Regions from separate parts of the Homo sapiens genome. Here all the other regions are linked to region 3. A link is a loop called in an ENCODE intact Hi-C map of the cell type or tissue named here. Cell type or tissue: heart left ventricle. All regions are shown on one strand.

The links. Peaks named below come from ENCODE experiments on the same cell type or tissue, not always from the same donor. Only the 100,000 strongest peaks of a DNase experiment are listed, where the experiment ranks them.
Region 1: it touches region 3 in a loop (6-fold over the local background); 9 of 110 quality-filtered maps call a loop at or near these places.
Region 2: a loop joins it to region 3, with 2.4 times the contacts of the local background. A loop is called at or near these places in 7 of 110 quality-filtered maps.
Region 4: a loop joins it to region 3, with 2.4 times the contacts of the local background. A loop is called at or near these places in 7 of 110 quality-filtered maps.

What each region holds. Positions count from the first base shown.
Region 1 is chr12:115,621,535-115,626,534 of GRCh38, reverse strand. All of the region lies in intron 1 of LOC105370003 (a long non-coding RNA gene), which reads left to right. The region is part of intron 2 of LOC105370002 (a long non-coding RNA gene); the gene reads left to right. Among named protein-coding and RNA genes, the nearest start is that of LINC02463, 260 kb to the left of the region's middle. RefSeq lists an enhancer at 2,410-2,926. In heart left ventricle, no CTCF peak of the experiment used is centred here; a DNase peak (open chromatin) is centred at 2,434; H3K27ac peaks cover 407 bases.
Region 2 is chr12:115,437,523-115,442,522 of GRCh38, reverse strand. The region is part of intron 2 of LOC105370003 (a long non-coding RNA gene); the gene reads left to right. Among named protein-coding and RNA genes, the nearest start is that of LINC02463, 450 kb to the left of the region's middle. In heart left ventricle, no CTCF peak of the experiment used is centred here; a DNase peak (open chromatin) is centred at 1,942; H3K27ac peaks cover 2,353 bases.
Region 3 is chr12:115,501,724-115,506,723 of GRCh38, reverse strand. The region is part of intron 2 of LOC105370003 (a long non-coding RNA gene); the gene reads left to right. Among named protein-coding and RNA genes, the nearest start is that of LINC02463, 380 kb to the left of the region's middle. In heart left ventricle, a CTCF peak has its summit at 2,311; no DNase peak of the experiment used is centred here; H3K27ac peaks cover 1,289 bases.
Region 4 is chr12:115,449,871-115,454,870 of GRCh38, reverse strand. All of the region lies in intron 2 of LOC105370003 (a long non-coding RNA gene), which reads left to right. Among named protein-coding and RNA genes, the nearest start is that of LINC02463, 430 kb to the left of the region's middle. RefSeq lists a silencer at 2,846-2,955. In heart left ventricle, no CTCF peak of the experiment used is centred here; DNase peaks (open chromatin) are centred at 2,690, 3,030 and 3,590; H3K4me3 peaks cover 1,084 bases; H3K27ac peaks cover 659 bases.

The DNA of each region.
Region 1 (5,000 bases), 120 kb before region 3:
AATTTCTGAGCTCTCTGTGTTTAGGGATGGAATTTGGTTTATTCAAAGAGTAGCAGGTTATATATCTTGATGGTTACATTAGCTCAATATTTTGTTTCCTTTCTGGAGCAGGTAAGCCTTACAGACTGTTTTAGTTTGCAGCAATTAAATTTGCTTATCGCTGTGAAACAGAATTTCATTTGAAGCCAGTTATTAATGTCTAAAATGCACTTCCAGGAAATAATTTTGAACGTTTTATTTATTAAAAAGAACTCAATGTTTGTTCAAAGGCATTGATGTAATTTACAAAGTTCGATATTAGATATTTTATGAGGCAATATAAAAATGCCATTTTGCAAGGCCCCATTTTTTTAATTGTACTGTGGCACATTCAATGTCAGTATAAGGTGCTATTTTGTATTCTGCTTTTATGGCACTACTTAGTAAGTTTATTAAGAGAATTAGCAAACAAAAAACCTTCCACTCTTCCCAGCCCTGGATTCTTCTCATTTGCTGGTTTATTTTTAATGAAACATCTTCAAAAGGTACATAAAAGAAGCCTCTTTACTTATACAGCTTTAGTGCCTCACCTTTATGGAAAAAGAAGAAATTTGGGAATTTGATTTCATCTGGAAAATCTGGGACACATGATACTGTATCAGATCTTGCTATACCTCACCAATATTCTCTTTGCACTTGTCAAGTACATGCCTATGGTGCCAATGCAAACACCTGAGACTCTCCATCTGAGGGCTTTCTCTTGGACTCAGTGAAGGGCAGGGTAGAAATGCTGGGGAATCAACACCCCAGGAGCAGTCCTTTATCAACAGTGGATGGGTGTTAGAGAATAAATACTTGTCTTCTTCCCCACTCAGGGAACGTAACTTTAAAGCATGTTCTATGCAGCCTTTCAGAGTTCTCCAAAGGATTCAGTTTCCAGTTGGCCACTGTGGGAACCTGCTCCACAATGCAGTGTATCGGTTATCTACTTTTGCATAACATGTCATCCCAAAACTTAGTGACTTAAAGCAACAAATACCTACTATTTTACAGTGGGGTAGGGTTTCAGATAAGGAGTAGTTGGGTGGATCTGGCAGGTTCTCTCATGAAGTTGCAGTCAAGATGTCGGCCAGGACTGTGATCTCATCTGAAGGCTTGACTGAGGCTGAAGCATCTGTTTCCAAGCTTACTCCCATGGCTGTTGGCAGGAGACCTCAGTTGCTCACTACATGGGCCTCTCCACAGGGCTGTTTGAGTGTCTTCTGACATGGTTTCTGGTTTCCTAGAATATGACAATGGCTGTCTACAGAAACTAACGATTTGTTCTTCTTCTCACTCTGGGACAATTTTGTCCTCTCTATTACTCAGGATAGACTAGTTGCTAAAACCACCACCACAACAAAAATCTTCAAAATGTCCATGGCTTAACTCAAAACAAGTTTGTTGCTTGCTTGGTGGCAGAGCAGGGGTGGGGAAGACCCTGCTCCATGCAGTCTTTCAGGGTCCCAGGTGCCTTCCATACTGGGCTCTGCTTCCTTTTATTCTTTAGCATCTTCTCAATCCAGATGGCAAATGGGGATTGTGAAAAGAGCATGGAGCTCCTGAGAAAGACGCTGTTGTTAGGGCAGCTGGGCTTGGAAGTGGCACACCTCAAGGCTGCCCAAGTTCATTGCCCAGAATTCACACTCATGGTCTCCCCTAACTTCAAAGGAGGCTGGGAAATGTGATCTTGTTGGGTGCCAAGGGGAAGGAAGCTAAGTAGGTTTTTGGGGAGCAGCCAGCTAGGCTCTCCTACATCTTCTAACAACCCCCAAAGAAATGGCAATAACTCAAACTAACCCCCTTTATTGAGCTCCTTGACACAGGTCAAGCCCTTTTCCATGTTCTGCCTTTTTTCTCAGTCTGATGACACTTTGAAGCAATAGGAGAAGCAAATGCATATGGCACTGACTGTAGTAACTTAACCCCTACAGCAACCCTGTTAGGGCTATTTGCCTTTTATATTATTTGCATTGTAGAGATGAGGTTTTTATTTGCATATTATTATTTGCATTTTAGAGATGAGGAAACTAAGACACAGAGAAGTTTGGTCAATTGCTCAAATCACACAGCTCAACAGTGACAGGTGGGATTTGAACTCAAATCCTGTGTCCTTTCTAAGCCACAGCTGGAGTGTGACTCCCAGGACTGGACCAGCCTTGTTTTGATCCTCCTTGGGAGGAATGAACGCAACTGTGCTGTCTAGTGTGATAAAAATCTCTGCAGCCGTTGGAGCTCAAGGAGGCTCTTCCCAGATTACCCCCCTTCCCTTTCCTAATGAGCCGGGAGATGCCGGCAGGACGGCGGCAGCCAATGGACAATTAGCGGAGAGGGCTGTCCCAAACGGGCTGGGCCCAGCATCAGGGCCCTAAGTGTCTGCTTATTAAATCACAGCTTGGCCTGGAGCCCGCGGCTCTGCCCCCTCCTCCTCCTCGCCGGGACGCCACACACAGCCCTTCTGGAGGCAGCCCCCTGGGATAAAGCTCAGCCCACAGGATCCGGGGAAAACACAACTAGAGAAAGGCAGGAAGACATTCCGGCCCAGCACAAAGGCCCAGGCGTCAGAGGAGATGGGTGGGCACATTCCTCTGCACAACAGCAGAGGGGATCACCACGCACCTCCTGCGTTGGGTGTGAGGTCAAGCCTCTCACCTCTTTGAGCCTCAGTTTCCTCCTCTGTACAATGGGGATTTTCCAGTGTCTGACTCACCAGGATTACATGAAGTGATGCTCATAAAGGCTTAGCACCTGGCTTGGAGCAGAGTAGGGATCTGAACAATGCTCTCAGCTACTTAACAAAATGCAGATTCATTGAACCAAACCCACACCTGGAGGCTGGAGCTAAGGAATCTGCATTGTGTATGTTCTACACCAGGGCCGGAAGCACAGTATAGGTGGATAAATAACGCTTTGAACAGAAGTCAGCAAACTTTTTCCTCTAAAGGTCCAGAGAGTCAATATTTTCAGCTTTGCTGGCCACACTGTCCCAACTTCTCAACTCTGCTGATTCAATACGAAAGCAGCCACAGACAACGTGCATTGAATGGGCCAGGCTGTGTTCCAATAAAACTTTATTTGTGGACACTGAATTTTAAATTTCATATCATTTTCACATGCCATAAAATAGTTTTCTTTTTTGATTTGTTTCTCAAGCCTTTAAAATATTCAAACTATTTGTAGCTCATAGGTTATATAAAAATAGGCAGCGTGTCAAATTTGGCCCAAGGGCTGCAGTTTACAAACCCCTGTTCTAGAACAGTGCTGTTGCTTAGAAATATAATGTGAACCTCCTGCACAATTTTTAATTTTCTAGTAGCCATATTTAAAAGCAAAGTTTAAAAAAAAAAACTAAAATGTGCTTTAATAATATAATCAATTTAACCCAGTATATACGAAGTATTAATTTTTTACTTATTTTTATTTTTTGAGACAGGGTCTCACTCTGTTGCCCAGGCTGGAGTGCAGTGGTGTGACTCCAGCTCACTGCAGCCTCAACCTCCCAGGCTCAAGCAATCCTCTTGCCTCAGCCTCCCAAGTAGCTGAGACTACAGGCACCTGCCTCTATGCCTGGCTGATTTTTTATTTTTTGTAGAGATGGGGTCTTACTATGTTGCCCTAGCTGGTCTCAAACTCCTGGGCTCAAGCAATCCTCCTGCCTTAGCCTCCCAAAGTGCTGAGATTACAGGCCACTTATTATCATATGTGCACCCAGACTACCATATAATCAATATAAAAGTATTAATGGGATATCCTACATTCTCTCTCTGTGTGTGTGTGTGTGTGTGTGTGTGTGTGTGTGTGTGTGTGTACCAAGTCTTTGAAATCTGGTATGTTTTACACTTACAGGGCATCTCAGTTCAGTCCAACTCATTTCAAGCACTCTATAGCCACCTAAGCTGGTGATTCCACTAGTGGATAACACAGCTCTAGATGACGTGTTTTTTGTCTGATGCCATGCCAGACTGTAGTGGCTTGGCCATCCTCCCATTCACAGAATGGAGAAACTGAGGCCCAGAGAGGAAAAGCAGCTTGTCTGAGGTCACACAGCAATGCGAGCTGCACAAAGTGCTTACTGTGATTTCTCAGAGGCCAGGGTCTCTACCTCTCTTATGCCCAAATCCTGTTGCCACCAAAACTGCAACCCTGTTAATCCTGAAGTCTGATGACCACCATCTTTCCAGCACACCCTCTCTGAAATGCCACCTCCCACAATTCCTGACCTCACAGGGGATTCTAGTGTCTTGGTTTCTTCCTATCTTTCACTTCTTCTCTTTCCACCTCAACCCACCATTTCTAAGACCCAGAAGTTGGAGTCTCCTTGCTTATACTTTTGCTGTGCTTGCCCTCCCTTCCTCCCTTAGAGTGCCTGGAGAAAACCTAACCCATCTGACCTTCCTCACTCCTCTGTCCTTTTCTGGGGCTGCAAATTGCTGGGGGACCACCATGATGGTGAGTTCGCTGCACCGACCTGCTAGGCTATAGCACCCAGATATTCAACAGCACATGTATGTAGTTGTTGCTATGATATGTGGTGAGCATTGACAATCAGCTGACTTGAAGTAAAGGAGACTCCTCAGTAATCTGGGTGGACCTCATCCAATCAGTTGAAGGCTATAAGAGCGAGAACAGGTTTCTGGAGTAGAAGAAGAAATTCTGCTTCAAGACCGGGGCATCAGCTCCTGCCTGAGTCCCAGCCTGCCCTGTGGACTTTGGACTTTGCCAGCCACCACAATTGGTGAATCAAATCCTTAAAATAAATCTCCTCTTGATTCTGTTTCTCTGGAGAACCCTGAGTGACACCACAGCCCTCTACTGTGCTGATTCTCTTACTTTGAATTCCTGCCCAATCCCCTCTAGAGAGCTGTTGCTGCCACTCAGAAATGCCATTGCTTTCTCACTGTCTCTCGTCCGTCTTCAGCCTCTGTATCCCTTCCTCATCCTGCCCTGACCACCTGTAACAAAGAAACACCCAAACTCCATCA
Region 2 (5,000 bases), 64 kb after region 3:
CGTGAATGCTGGTGCACCCTTTTTTGTAAGGGCTTGGTGGATAGCTTTGTCCAAGTGACCTTCCTCGGTGCCTGAGGTTTCAGAAGCATCGTAGATCTGAAAGGGTTGGGGAAAAGCCTGTTCTCTTTCCAAGACCAAGTTGAGAGCCTGGGATTCTTGGCTGGTGCTGCATAAAAGCTCTGTGATTCTGCAGGAAAGAAAGGCAATGGGCACAGGTGGTGGTATCTTGCCCATGCTCTTCCTGCTGGTTGCAATTGTCTCCATGACTTCAGCCCAAGGAGAACGAAGCACACAGTGTGGACAGTCACTAAAAACCATGCTGTGTTCCCTGAGGGCTTTGGAGTCAGATCGATCTCACCTTAAATTGTGGCCCTGCCACTTTCTAGTGTCAGATCTTTTTGAGTCTTGATTTTTTAATTTGTAAAATGTGAACAACAGTAGCCTTGACTTCATAGCATGGGTCTGAACATTGAGAGAAGTATTGCATGTCATATAGTCATTCAAATACCTGGTATGCACTGCTGTTGTTTTTATTAGCTGCAAGGCTACTGCCACAAGTTTTTCCTTTTGATAAATTTGAAAAATAAAGGACAAATATAATGATAGTTCCTGTATTAATCAGGAACTCTAGAGGGACAGAACTAATAGGATATCTACATATGTGTGTGTATGTGTATATATATATATATATATATATATATAGAGAGAGAGAGAGAGAGAGAGAGAGAGAGAGAGAGAGAGAGAGAGAGAGACAGAGAGGACAGAACTGACTAGTCAGTTCTCTAGAGGGACAGAACTAACTAGATATATACTAGTTAGAGGGACAGAACTAACTAGATATATATATATCCTATTAGTTACATATATATAGGAATTTATTAAGTATTAACTCACATGATCACAGGATCCCAAAATAGGTCATCTGCAATCTGAGGAGGAAGGAGAGCCAGTCTGAGTCCCAAAACTGAAGAACTTGGAGTCCGATGTTTGAGGGCAGGAAGCATCCAGCACGGGAGAAAGATGTAAGCTGGGAGGCTAGGCCCGTCTCGTCTTTTCACGTTTTTCTGCCTGTTTTATATTCTAGCCATGCTGGCAGCTGATTAGATGGTGCCCACCCAGATTAAGGGTGGGTCTGCCTTTCCCTGCCCACTGTCTCAAATATGAATCTCCCTTGGCAGCACCCTCACAGACCACGCCCAGGATCAATACTTTTGCATCCTTCAATCCAATCAAGTTGACATGCAGTATTAACCATCACAGTTCCCAACAATTCCAATGTCCAGAATTTTAAGAAGTGTTAATACTTATAGTTTTACATGTTGATTTGTGAAGTCTCATGGGCTTTGAATGTGAGCCCAGTGACAAGGAATAAGCTCAGATTTTATTCTTAGATGGACAGCTTCCTAGCTGTTGTGAATCTGGGCAATTCATGTCACCCCTCTAAGCCTATTTCTTCATCTTTAAGAAGGCAATACCTCCTTCGGAACAGTGATAATTGATATTTATAAGGAATGTCATGGAAATTACATTTCAAATAGTTTAGAGTTCGGGCATGTTATTCTAATTCCTTGAAAGATGGTCATGTATACAGCAGATAATGTGACAGGACAGCATGCTGTATGCTTAAATGTGGGGTTCAGTATGCTAAGTGTCCGGTGTGGCCCCTGCCTGGCATATTATAGGTGTCTGGTTTGAGTTCCTTTTCTTTGGCTGATGTGAACTCAGTGCCTGGGTTCTGAAGTGAAGGCTCAATGTTCTCTCTTTGACACCTAATCCTCCTTGAAAACTGGGCCATAGTTGATCTTTCCAGAAAGTGAAAGGCCCTTTGCTCTGAGTCATGGTATGGTTGGGATGTCAGCATTGTCCCCTGGAGCCGGAGGACCTGGGAGAGGAACTCCTCCCTGGCTCAGGGCCTGGACCACTGCCAAGGAGGATGTGTCAGCTCGGGGGCCCAGGCTTGACCAGGGAGAAGGCTCCCCTTTGCAGTCCTGGTGCCAAGCAAGGTTCACTGCCGTCACTTGCAGGCCCCAGAATGGTTCATTGTGGAAGACTTTCCTTCTAATCTCCCTGAGCCACTCTTGCCCCTCCTATCCATTCAATGAGAAGCTTTTGAAAAGCAAGACCAGATCATACCACTCACCCAGTTTCAATCTTCTGGTGGCTTCCACCGATCCTGGAGTAAAATTCAAACTCCCATCATGGCTCATGCAGCACAAGGCCACATAGTATAGTGGTCCAGGCCTTCCAGGGTATCTGTTTTGCTCCTCTGTCTAGACCAGTGTTCTCAGTGGGGGGATTGTGATTTTGTTGCTGGGGGACAGCTTGGCAATGTCTGATTGTAATAACTTGAGAGAGTATGATGCTATTGACATCTAATGAGTAGGGGCCATGGGTGCTGCTAAACATCCGACAATGCACAGGGCAGCCCCCAACCACAAAGAATTATCTAGCCCTAAATGTCAATAGTGTCAAAGTTGAGAAACTGGTATAGACCTCACCTCTTCCAGGAAGCCCTCCCCGAGCTCTCTGGGTTGAGTAGATACATCCCTCAGTTCCCACACATCCCTAATCATTCTCATTGCAGCCTGCATCAGTCTGCATGGTCCTTAGATTCCAGAAGAGCCTGTATGTCATGGCATCTATATCTTTGTCTTCCTTCCCCTCTAGCTTGTGAATCCCCCTCTCCTTAAGGGGAACGGGGATCACATCTTACCCACAGTTGGGTCTCCAAGGTCTAGCATAGAACCTGATACATTGTGAGCACCCAGGATGTTGAATGAGTGAATGGATGAATGAACGAATGGAACAACAGTCTGAGACTCAAGAAGATGCATCTTCTTCCTCGTCCCCATTGTATTCCCACTGGGTGTGTCATTAACCTTGCTCTCAGTTTCAATCCCTCCTTCCAAATTGGCTTAATAAATTATCCATATAGCCTGATCCTTGTGAAATAGCATGAGCTAGCTTGGATGGAAGTGTACTGAGCTCCATGTAGGAGAGAAGATCAACCCTTTTGCACTAAGACAATATTATTTTCATGTGTTACTCTGATAATATCTGTTAGCCCTCTGTGCCTAAGGGAAGCCCTGGATAAAGAAAGGCTTTGTGCTCTGAATAGCAGAGCAATAGTCTTGTGGATCTTAATCTCTTATCTGTGACTTTATTTTGGAAAACTGTGCTCCAAGCTCCACCCTTGTCCCCAAGTCCATGCTAATGCCTTCAACAAAGATCCCTGGAAGGGGAAATATAATTGAGTTCATCCTAGCCAGGAATCCGCACTCCCTCTCCCAGTGGGTGGAGGGACTTGTGGGTCCCACCCTTCATTCATTCTGGTACTATCAGCTCTCTACACACCCTTGAGAATCACCATGTAGAGTTTAAAACAATGGGGTTTGAAGAGGAAAGACAAAACAATAGATTTGGGGTTCTTCCCCTCAGCCAAGGTTTTTCAACCTTGGCACTGTTGACATTTAGGGTTGGACAATTCTTTGTAGTGGGGACTGCCCCGTGCATTGTAAGATGTTTAGCAGTGTCCCTCCATTTCACAATGGCAACTGTTGGCATTTGGATTTGGGTTGGGGGAGGACATTGATGAAGATTTTCATCTGTGTCAGTAATGTAGGAAAGAAAGATTAACTCTTGGAAAACCTCGGAAAAGATGGTCCTGAAGTCTAGCCTTAAATTTTTCACAAGCCAGCTAGTGGCCTTAAGCAAGTCAATGGACTTCTCTGAGTCCTAGTGTCATGATGGATAAATGAGATATCTATTCATTCTTCACTCACTCACTTTCATGGGTTTACCATCTAAAACCTGGTCATTGCTATCCTATTATGTATGTGGCTCCTATAATGACTTAACCCTCAGACCACTCTGCAAAATTATCTCTCTGACCTCATCTCCTACTCTCCAACCTCCCATCCACTCCTGGCTTCCTTGCTGTTCCTCCAACACACTAGGCAAACTCTCACCTCAGGGCCTTTGCACATACTATTTCCTCTGCCTGAAATAGCCTTCTTCGGGTATCTGCATGGTTTGCTTTCTCATCTCTTTTACATCTTGTCCTGAAATGTTACCTCCTCAGTGAGTCCTTTCTGGGCCCTTTACCTAAACCTGCTACTGCAACACACACACACACACACACACACACGCACACACACACACACACACGCGCACACACATGCTCTCTCTCTCTCTGTCTGTCTTCCTAGCCTCCTTCCCTGCTTTAATTTTTCTTTGTCTAATTTGCTATGTAGTTTTCTTATTTATTTTATTCTTTATGGTCTATCATCCTACACAAGAGTGGGGTGGAATCTGTGTTTGCTTCGTTCACTTGTTCACTGCCCTATCTCCAGTCCCTAAAACACTGCTCAGCCAAAATTAGCACTCAAATACTATTTTAATAAGTGAATGGGCAAGTGAATGAAAGGGATTTATTACTTTTGTTTCATAGAAACTGAGGCTCTGAAGGGTTGAATCATTTGTCGCTGCAAATAAAAGGCAGATCCAAATTTGATTCTTCTTCTGCCTGTCTCCTGAGCTAATAGGCCCTGTTGAGGTAACTGACACCCTCTGTCTGGCTGGAGGAAGACAGGAGTTAAATACATAATTATGTATAGAATGAACTAATTGTGATTTTAGTAGAGCTGCTATGGACAAGTGTAGAAGCTTATGGTGAATTCATCGAGGAATTGATTCAAATATTTCAAATATTTAGGACCACTTTTCAGATCTCTTTATCTTTTTAACAAATGAAGGGGGGGCAATCCTATCTCAACAATAGGATATCAATGTCCATTGCCATTTTAACAAAAGCCCAAATGAATGAAGGGAAAACCATCACCGACAGCATATGTTTATCCTCATTGTTTCAAAGTTAACCAGTCACGGCATTCTGTTTTTTAAATAGACTTTCTGAAAAACAACAATATCCGCCTGCCATCCACACCCTCCCTAACTCCTCCAAAACAAAACTGCCATAAATAGGACTTGGGAAGCAATCA
Region 3 (5,000 bases):
GAAAGGGGTCCTGATCCAGACCCCAAGAGAGGGTTCTTGGATCTCGTGCAACAAAGAATTTGAGGCAAGTCCATAGAGTAAAGAAAGTGAAAGCAAGTGTATTGAGAAAGTAAAGGAATAAAAGAATGGCTACTCCATAGACAGAGCAGCCCCAAGGGCTGCTGGCTATCCATTTTTATGGTTATTTCTTGATGATATGCTAAACAAGGAGTGGATTATTCATGCATCCCCTTTTTAGGCCATACAGGGTAACTTCCTGATGTTGCCATGGCATTCGTAAACTGTCATGGCGCTGATGGGAGTGTAGCGGTGGGGACGACCAGAGGTCACTCTCGTCACCATCTTGGTTTTGATGGGTTTTGGCCAGCTCCTTTAATGCAACCTGTTTTATCAGCAAGGTCTTTATGACCTGTATCTTGTGCTGACCTCTCATCTCATTCTGTGACTTAGAATGTCTAACCTTCTGGGAATGCAGCATAGTAAGGTCTTAGCCTTATTTTACCCAGCCCCTATTGAAGATGGAGTTGCTGTTGTTTAAACGCCTCTGGCAGCTCTATTTTGCAAAGTGTGTACTCAGTGCCAGACACAGGGCGAAGCCCTGGAAATCCTTGTTGGTATACAGTGGTGTCATCTTTTCACAAGAGGCAAAACGGCATCCCCACAGAGGTGGCAGATGCTGGAGCCAGAGAGCCTGAATCCAGGCCCTGCTCTTCTGCTGCCCAGTTTTATGACCCCAGGAAATTCATTTATTCTTGTGCCTCAGTTTCTTCATCTGCAACAACAGTACTACCTACACTTCACAGGGATTGGGAGAGGATCGAATGAGTTAAAACATGTGATGCTCTTACCCAGTGCCTGGCCCCTTGTCAGTCCTCAGTAAATGCTGGCTATGATATTTCAAGATGCTTACATTCAAGAAGGGCTGTCAGACAAATCAACTAAGTGCAAAGTCTGATGTGTTTTCGCAGCGTAAGGAGTAGGTATTGATTGGGGAGCACAGACAGGAAGCCTGTTTCGATCAAGTAAGACCTCTCTGAGGAGGTGATGTTTAAGCTGAGACCTGCTGGATGAGTGAGAAGCTTCCAGGCCCAGAGAAGAGTGGTCTGGGCAGCAGAAAGAGCAGGTGCAAAGGCCCCGAGGCAGAAACAATTTGGGATGTTCAAGGAATAGCAAGAATGCCATCAAGGGGAGGAGAAGAGTATTTGGGGTTAGAGAAGTGTCATGGGCCTTGTAGGCCAGTGCAAGGAATTTAGATTTTCTTCTGGCAAAAAAAGAAACTCCTGGAAGGGTGTTACAGTGAGAAGCGACACCACCCAATGTGCTCATCTGGGTCCTCCAAGATGCAGGTGCCAAGACGAGATTAAATGTGGAAAGCTTTTTTTAGGAGAAGTGCCTGTTGGAGAGAAAATGGAGAGAGAGCTGGGAAAGGCAGGAGAGCTAGCTGGAGGACTGGTATACAGGTCTGATTCCTAGTGAAGGAGATACAGAGAAGCTTGGGTGGAAGCATCCCAAGCTGCCAAGCTGTCCAAGAAAGATTCATCAAAGCCATGGGGAGCCCTTGAACTATGAAAGGAATTCTGCGTCTCCCAGGAACGGGCCTGCCTTAGTATGCTGCCGTTTTCAGACATTGGCTGGGGATGGCCCACAGAACACACGGCCTCCTGTTCATGCAGGGAGCTCCAGAGCGCAGCAGCTGGGCCCTTGGGCCATTGGGCTCCCTGTTCGTGTTGTTCCACGAGGTGCATTTTGCCCATTTGACTAGCATTTTCAGAGGTGCACTTGGGCCATTCTAAGAAGACAGGCTGAGAGGGTGGACAAGAAGTACGCTGATGACTGTTAAAAGCTCTAGTGCCAAAGGCCTATGCAGGGGGCTGTATGGGCAACCCCAGATGGGGCTCAGTGTGGAGGCCAGACAGAGGTGTGTGCCTCCCAGTGAGCTGGGCCCTGCCTGGCTCCATCCCTGCCTGTCCAGCCTGCGGACACCCCCACAAATCCCCTGTCTCCCCAGAGGAAGTCAGGCCTGTAGCCTGGCTTCCTGCTATTATGCCGTTTTTACAGCCTGGACTTGATTTAGGTGTTACGCTCTTGCTAAGAATATGCGCTGACACTTGAAAGGAACTTTATTATTGTCCTAATTTGTGAAGAATTAGTCGTTGCTTTTTTTTTTTTTTTTCCCTGCTCCCCTTTCTTCTCTGCAGGGTCAGGCTGGAGCCGAGTTATTGTTGTTAAATTTAGATCTGAAACTATATTGGGCCTGGGCTGGTGTCTCTATGCTTTCACTTCTTAAAACAGGAAGGAAGGCCCCAGCTAGGGGGTTTCATAGAGCCGAGAAGCTGCTCTGAAGGCCTTGGGAAATGTGTTTTGGTGGAAACCACTAGATATGCTTAGAAAGGACCAGATTCAGAGAGCGTCTTGGTGTGGTTAAATTGAAAGATTTTTCCCTGGCCTTCTGATATGCCTGTGAGCCAGGTCTGCAACTATGGTAGGTTACAGCATGGGCAGTGAAAGCCACCTGACTTTGGACGGGGAACTCCTGCTCAGCTGCCCCATTGCCTCAGTTTCCCCATCTGTAAAATGAAGATCATGATATTACCAGAGGCTGGTGGTGGATTAACTGAGGTAGCATTAGTAAAGTGTGTAGCGGAGTGCCTGAAGCATGCGTAGGTAACGTGTGAGCTCTGGGTTTCCTGGCTGGTGGAGCTCAAACTTAGAACAAATCAAGGAAGGTCTCAGAGATAAAAAGAATTCTATGGTAAAGCATTAATTGATCAACGGAATGAACTTACTAGTTACTTGAGAATTAATACCAGCAAGAGTTATTAAGAAATAGCAAAAATCATTTTGTGATACTAGCTAATGTTGACTGAGTGATTTCTACATGTCTGGAACCAGCTAAGTCCTTGATACATGAGACAGCGCAGAGCATAGTGACGAGTGGGGCTCTCAGATTACTCGGTTCACAATCCCAGCTCTGCCACTTAGCAGCTGTATGGTCTTAGGTAAGTTACTTTACCTCTCTGAGCCTCCGTTTATTTTATTTATTTTATATTTTGAGATGAGATCTCACTCCGCTACCCAGGCTGGAGGGCAATGGCACAAACATAGCTCACTGTGGCCTGGGCAACAGAGCAAAATCCCATCTCAAAATAAAATCCAATATCTTGACTGGAACCTTCTGAGAAACCCTCAGCCAGAGCCACCCAGTTAAGCCACTCCAGAATTCTTGATTCACAGAAATGATAAGATTTTTTTTCTTTTTTAAGCAGCTAACTTTTGGACTAACTTGTTACACGACCATAGCTAACTATATGACCTTATGTAATTTGCTTGACCTCTCTAAGCTTCAGTATGATCATTTGTAAGATGGGAATAATAGTCTTTCTCTTAGGGGATTGTGGTGTTTAAATAAAATAATTTTGTAAATAATAGCAAATGTATAAGCAGTTTTTTCTAAATACCAGACACTTTACATAAATTAATTCCTTAAAGCATTGACAAATTACCAGAACTTTAAAGTGTTGGTAAATGGTTGGCCCACATCTGAAGTCTGGACTAGGGTGAAGGATCTGCCTTGGCTGTTTGGTAAGAGGCCTCAGTTTGTTGCCATGTGAGGTTCTCCTCAGAGCTGCCTGACATCCTCACAATATGGCAGCTGGCTTCCTCCAGAGCAAGTGATTCAAGAGAGAAGGAAGAAGCCATACTCTCTTTTATGACCTAACCTCAGAGGTGACATACTATCACTTCTGCCATATTCTGTGGGTCACACTGCCCAATCCTGATACAACAAGGGAGGGACTTGAACAAAGTTGGGAATGCCAAGGGGTGGGAAATATTGAAGGCCATCTTGGAGGCTGCCACCCTAGTCACCCTGTGGGTAAATGATGGAGATAGGAATTGAGTTTAGATTCTGCATTCTGCCTTGATTGATGTGTCCTGCATCTACCACACACCAGGGACCCAGAGCCTTTAAGGTGCTCCCAGGCCAGGAGAAAACTGATGAACAATGGAGCAATTGCCTCAGGGGCAATTGAGTTTAGAATGTGGACTGTGAGAGCTCAGCAGAGGGGGTCCTTGTGCAGACTGGGGGATGAGGAGAGTTATGCTGGCTGAGAGGCTCGAGAAGAGCAGTTGGGGAACAGGAAACAGCGTATGCAAAGGCCCAGGGGTGAGATAATGGGGTTTACTGCAACTGAAGCATGGAGTTCCTCTTGGGGAACTGTGAGAGATGAGGATTGAGAGACATCCCAAGGGTCACTTTCCATAAGGACATTGTAGGCTATATTACAGAGACTGGGCTTCATCCTCAGGGTAGTGATAGCCATTGAAGGTGTTTGATAAAAAAAGAAAAATATTCAAGTTTATATCAGCCACAGGAGCACAGGACCTGAGATTAGAAATAAGACATCAAGTCTCCATTGGCCTTTGGTTAGACCATCTTCGCTAAATCCCTGCCCCACTCCTAGCTCCAAGGTACTCAGATCTGTAAAAGGGGGACAATCATTATACCGACCTCATGGGCTTGTGGGGCCATGGAAGTGAGAGGCATGAGGATGAATAGGAAAATGTAAAGGGCTCGACAGATGGGAGTTCTCCTCTGAAATCATTGTAGAGGTGTTGGTGAGGCAAAGGATAGGCCAAGAGACTGAGAGATCAAGAGTGGGAAAATGGGAGACACATTGGCTTTGTCTCCAAGGCCCCCTCTGCAGCCAGACTTTTCTCAAGATACCATTCCTACTTGCCCATCAGTGGGGTACGGGCAGGAGAGGAAGAGCCAGGACAGGTCTGAGAGCAAGTCCCTGACCCTTGAGCTACATATACTTGAAGAAAAGACCTCATAGAAGTGGAAAACCCGGCACTGCCAGAATCCTGGCTTCTCTCTTTGCAAGCTACATGATCTGGAGCCACCAATTAAACCCACTGACCTGGGGCCACCAGTTAAACTCACTAAGCATCCATTGGATCATCTGTAAAATGGGGATGCCCATGTCAGCACCATACGG
Region 4 (5,000 bases), 52 kb after region 3:
TTAAGTCTTTCAACTCACCGGTAGACTAGTATTTGCTATCAAAGTGAGGTTACAGTAGATTTCAAGAATGTTTGCATGCTTAGTATATAACCTAGCATGAGTCTTTCAAAATAAAATGTCATGGCATTTCACTAGATTGGTCTAGTTTTAAAAAAGAGAAGACCCCCGTCTCCAAAACAAACAACAACAAAGCCCAGAGATCTGGAACAGGGAGTGTGGCCTACCTGCAGCCCTGGAATAAAGATACACTTACTTTAAGGATACTATATATATTTAGTGACTTAATACACATTTAGGGGAAGTGTGTATTAAGTCAAAAGATAGAAACTGCTTGACTAGAAACTTGAAAGGGCCAAATAAATTGTTAGATTAAGTGTCTTCTTTTATGGTTAAGGCCCAGAGATGGCAAGTCACAGAGCAAAGGCCTTTCACTGACAGTATTGGACCAATAACTTTAACTTTCTTATTTATCTATCTATTTTTAGAAATAAGATCTCACTATGTTGTTCAGGCTGGAATGCAGTAGCTTTTCACAGGTGCGATGATAGTTCACTATAGCCTCGGATTCTTGGCCTCAAGTGATCCTCCTGCCTCAGCCTCCCGAATAACAGACTACTGGCATGCACCACGGTGCCCAACTAGACCAAAACTTCTTATACTGGAGGCAGAGTTGGTGAAAAATACTCAAATGGCCATAGCATTTTGTCTCTCTCCCTTCCCCCAATTCCAGCCATCCCGGAGGCTTCAACACACAGGCTCTTTCTTTACAGGGACATGTGAGCTTAAACAGTGAGCATTAGTTATGACTGCTGCCACCAGAGTAGCTGCCAGAAATAGCCCTTTTGGGGCCTGGTGTGGTGGCTCACGCCTGTAATCCCAGCACTTTGACAGGCCAAGGTGGGTGGATCACCTGAGGTCAGGAGTTCAAGACCAGCCTGGCCAACATGGTGAAACCCTGTCTTTACTAAAAATACAAAACTTAGCTAGGCATGGTGGCGGGTGCCTGTAATCCCAGCTACTTGGGAGGCTGAGGCAGGAGGATTGCTTGAACACTGTAGGTGGAGGTTGTAGTGAGCTGAGATCGCACCACTGCACTCCAGCCTGGGCATCCTGGGCAACTCCATCTCAAAGAAAAAAAAAAAAAGAAATATCCCTTTTGGGGAGTTGGTGTGGGGGGAAGTGTTGTCTGGGCAAATTGGCTTGAATGTGGATCTGAGCTGCTTTCATGAAGCAAAGCTGCCCAATGAATGTGCTTTTGGCACCACCTTGTTGGCCTTCTTGGCCCAGTGGCTTTGCCCCAGATGCAGTTTCTGAGATGCTGACGCATGGCAACTCCTGAGCCCCCTTGTTGTTTAACTACTGATACTTTCTGGATGCATCCCCTGGTCAGAAAAATGAATACACAAATAAACCCTATGTCACTGTTCTTCTCCCATCGCTCCTGAATTTATTCAAGTGCAAAAGGGGCTGGTTCCACTGAGATCCCTGCTTGCATGTTTGGTGCAAAGCAGACCACCAGGCCAGGACCCATTCAGATAAATCTAGCCCCATCTCTTGACCCCCAGAGCCGTCTCAGAAAGGGTGGTTTATAAGCTCCTGGCAGAGGCTTGCACTGCAGGAAGGAAGCAGCAGAAACTCACATCCCTGCTGTATCAGTTTGTCATCTTTGGCCTGTGCAACCCTCGGAAACCTTAATCTCTCCAGGCGTCAGTCGGGATTCTGTCCCCTGCACTAAACTCATTTAAGGCAGGGGAGTGTGTATTAATAATGAAGATAACCAAACAGCCCAGGCTGTGATATTCCCTGACCTGCCCCCAGGCAGGCCTTAATGACTGTTTGTGAAGTGCGCCAGAGCCTTACATGAAAGGCACAGGTGAGCACAGTCCTGCCCCCTGAAGTCAGGACACCTGCTGAGCCTAGCCCCTTGTGGGGTCCAGCTATTCCTGCAACCGCTGGCTCTGAAGGCCTTGTCCCTGCAGGCGGGCCGGCCATGCAGAAAGTGCCACAGGATGCTGAGATGGGCAGGGGACACGCAGAGTTATGGGGAGGAGCCCAGGGCGAGAAAAGAAAAGGGAAGATACAGACAAATGAGTGAAAGAACGGAGAAGTGAGAGGGAGTTGGGGACGCAGAAAGAAAAGATGCAGAGAGAGGAGGACAGGCAAGGACTCGGAGAGACAGGGAAGGGAGAGAGAAGGGGAGAGGCAGGTCAGAGTCAGAAAGATGGAGAGAGGGAGAGAAGACAGACACAGGGAGAGGGGAGGGACTGGCTCCAAGTTAGGTGAGGAAGAGAGAAATAGAACAGGGAGAGAGGGAGAAACTAAGAGGGGATGCTAAGAGAGAAGAGAGCGACAGAATCAGCAGGAGGTGGAGAGAATCAGAGAGGTGGGGAGTAGGAGACAGAAAGGTCAGGAAGTGCACAGAGACAGGTACAGGAGACAGGGAGCAACTGGAGACACAGACACACATGCACACGCACACACACACGAACACGCGCGCACACACGCTCGCGGCGAGGGCTGGGGAGGGAGGGAATTTAGGGGAGAGGCGCAGACAAGAGACAGACATGGGCAAGTCACACACTTTCGGGAGAGACATCGCAGAGGGAGAGGGAGAGGAAGGGCAGGGGAGGGGAGGGGAGGGGAGGGGAGGGGAGCCCGCTCCAGCTGCCCACCCATCCCCCGCCCTTCCGCAACGCCAGCATCCTGCGCCCCTCCCCCGCCGCCTCTTATCAGCGGCGAGCGCGGCGCGCGGCGGCCTTGGGCTCGAGGAGGCGGCGCGGCGCGGGGCCTGATTGCAGGTGCGCCGGCGCCGCCGAGTCTGCAGCGGCCGCTCAGTGGCCGGCCCGGCGGCCGGGCGGGTGGCGGCGGCAGGCACGGCGCGAGCGAGGGGCGCGGGGGCGCGGCCTCCCCTTCGCACGCAGGGCGGTAGAATGAGCCGCACGGCCGCGCGCCGCTCGCCCCTCGCCCCGGGCCGGCCGTGAACTTGCCGGGGCCGCCTGCAGGGAGAGGCGGGCCCCGCTGGCACCTGCCGCCCTCCGCTCCCAACTCCGTCCACGCCCGGGGCTCGCAACCCACGCGGACAGGAGACTGCTGGCTATTGGCACTGTCACGACGCTGCTGTGTTTGAGCAACATCTATCTTGAGAGAGATTAATAAAAACAGCGACGTTTTCCAAAGATGCCACTGTTCACAGGACATCCATTGTTTTTTACTTGCTTGGCTGAAGTTAGCAGAGCCTTGAATAGCAGGGCCTACCTGGCTTTGCATCTGAACTTTGCCTTTTTCTAACTGTGGCCTTGGGCTAGTGTCTTGCCTCTCTGCATCTCTATCTTCTCCCCTGGGAAACGGGAAGAATAAAGGTGTCTGCGTCACAGGGATGCCGGGAGGTTAAAGACAGGCAAAGATATAAGTGGTTCAACAGTCCCCAACACATAGAAGCTGTTCTGTAGGACCAGGCTGGTGTTATCATCATTAGTGGGGCTGGGGAAGGGTTGACAAAGGAGCTGGTGGACATCCACCTCCTGCTAACCCCAAGGATCGGTGCCTCGGAGTCTCCTTCCTCTCGGCTGCAGGAGGCCAGGAGTCCTGGGTGTGCCTGCTGGCCTCCCTCGGGAATGGCCAAGTCAACTCCTGGCTCAGGGTCCCATATTCCTTCTCAGAAAAATGGGCCTTGGGCCATCAACCCAAGACTCTAATAACCTGTCTTTCCCCGAGGGTTGCCGAGGATCCAAGGGCAGGGTGGCTACACGCCTGATTTGGTATTGATATCTGGTTCCATCTCTAAGAGCTCTGTAGCTTTGGACCAGGTCATGTCACTTCCCCTAAGGCGCAGCTTGGCAATAGCAGCAGTGGTGCCTAGGGGCGTTGTGGGGATTATCTGGGTGCTGCAGCCCTGGAGCTGGGATTTTTCAGACCTCCGTGTGTGAAGTCCTGCAAGCTGAGAGCCTCCAGATGACCCAACTTAAGATCCACCCAAGCATGCACAGCCAGGACCCGCTCTCCCAGCTGCCGCCAACCAATGATTGGGCATGGCAGAGGTGCTAGAGCCCAGCCTCTCCTGCCTGGTTTGGGACTGCTCTGATGGCCGATCTTTGCGGGCCACTCCTCATCACCAGGCAGAGACTTTCTCGGAGTGGACCAGACCTATCCTGCAGGCTCTTCCTGCCCAGTCCGCCTCCCTTCTCTTCTTCCCCTGTGGGACCTGCATCCTGATGTGCAGGTTCTCCTGGACTACTCCTGCTTCATTCCCCTTTATCCTTCACAGACATCTCCCTCAGTAAATGTCTCATTCCATCTAGACTTCCGCTTCCCAGAGGACTGAAACTAACACAATGAATTAATATGTAAAAGACTCACATACAAAGCCCCTAGTAGGTGCTAGGAACTATTATTATTATTATTACTATTATGATGATGCCTTCCTGCTGTCAGCATTCTAACTGAATATCCTGAGCAAATGAGCTTTTTCTTCCTTTCTGTCCCATTTTCTCTCTATTCTGCAAACACTTCCCGAGAGACCCTCCCAGAAGCCAAGCTGCATGCTTCCTGCTGGATTTACAGAGCTCAGCCCCTGCCCTCTTCCTGCCCAGCAGGGGAGACAGAGAAGAAACAAGGATGATAAAAGCTTGGATAGGCAGAAGCAGCAAAAGACAGCAGGCTGGAGGAGGGAGGAGCAATCAGGGAAGGCCTCCTGAAGGAGATGATGTGTGTTACGTCATGAGAGATGAATGAAGTTATTCACATCACCCAGACAGAGGGGAGGATCCATACCCAAATAAGTTAGGCAAATGAAACACAAACCTATGGTGGGGCCAGGTGGGAAGTTTTCCGTTGGGAGGGTTTGAGAGTCTTTCTGGAAAGGGTGACATTTAATTTGACACTGTGGTATAAATACGAGGGCTGTGTTGCTGAATGGTTAGATGAGTGGGGGTCTCAAACTAGTCTGCTTACCAGAGCCAGGCAGGTCAGAGACATGAGTGATGGGGAATAAGGAGGCCCCT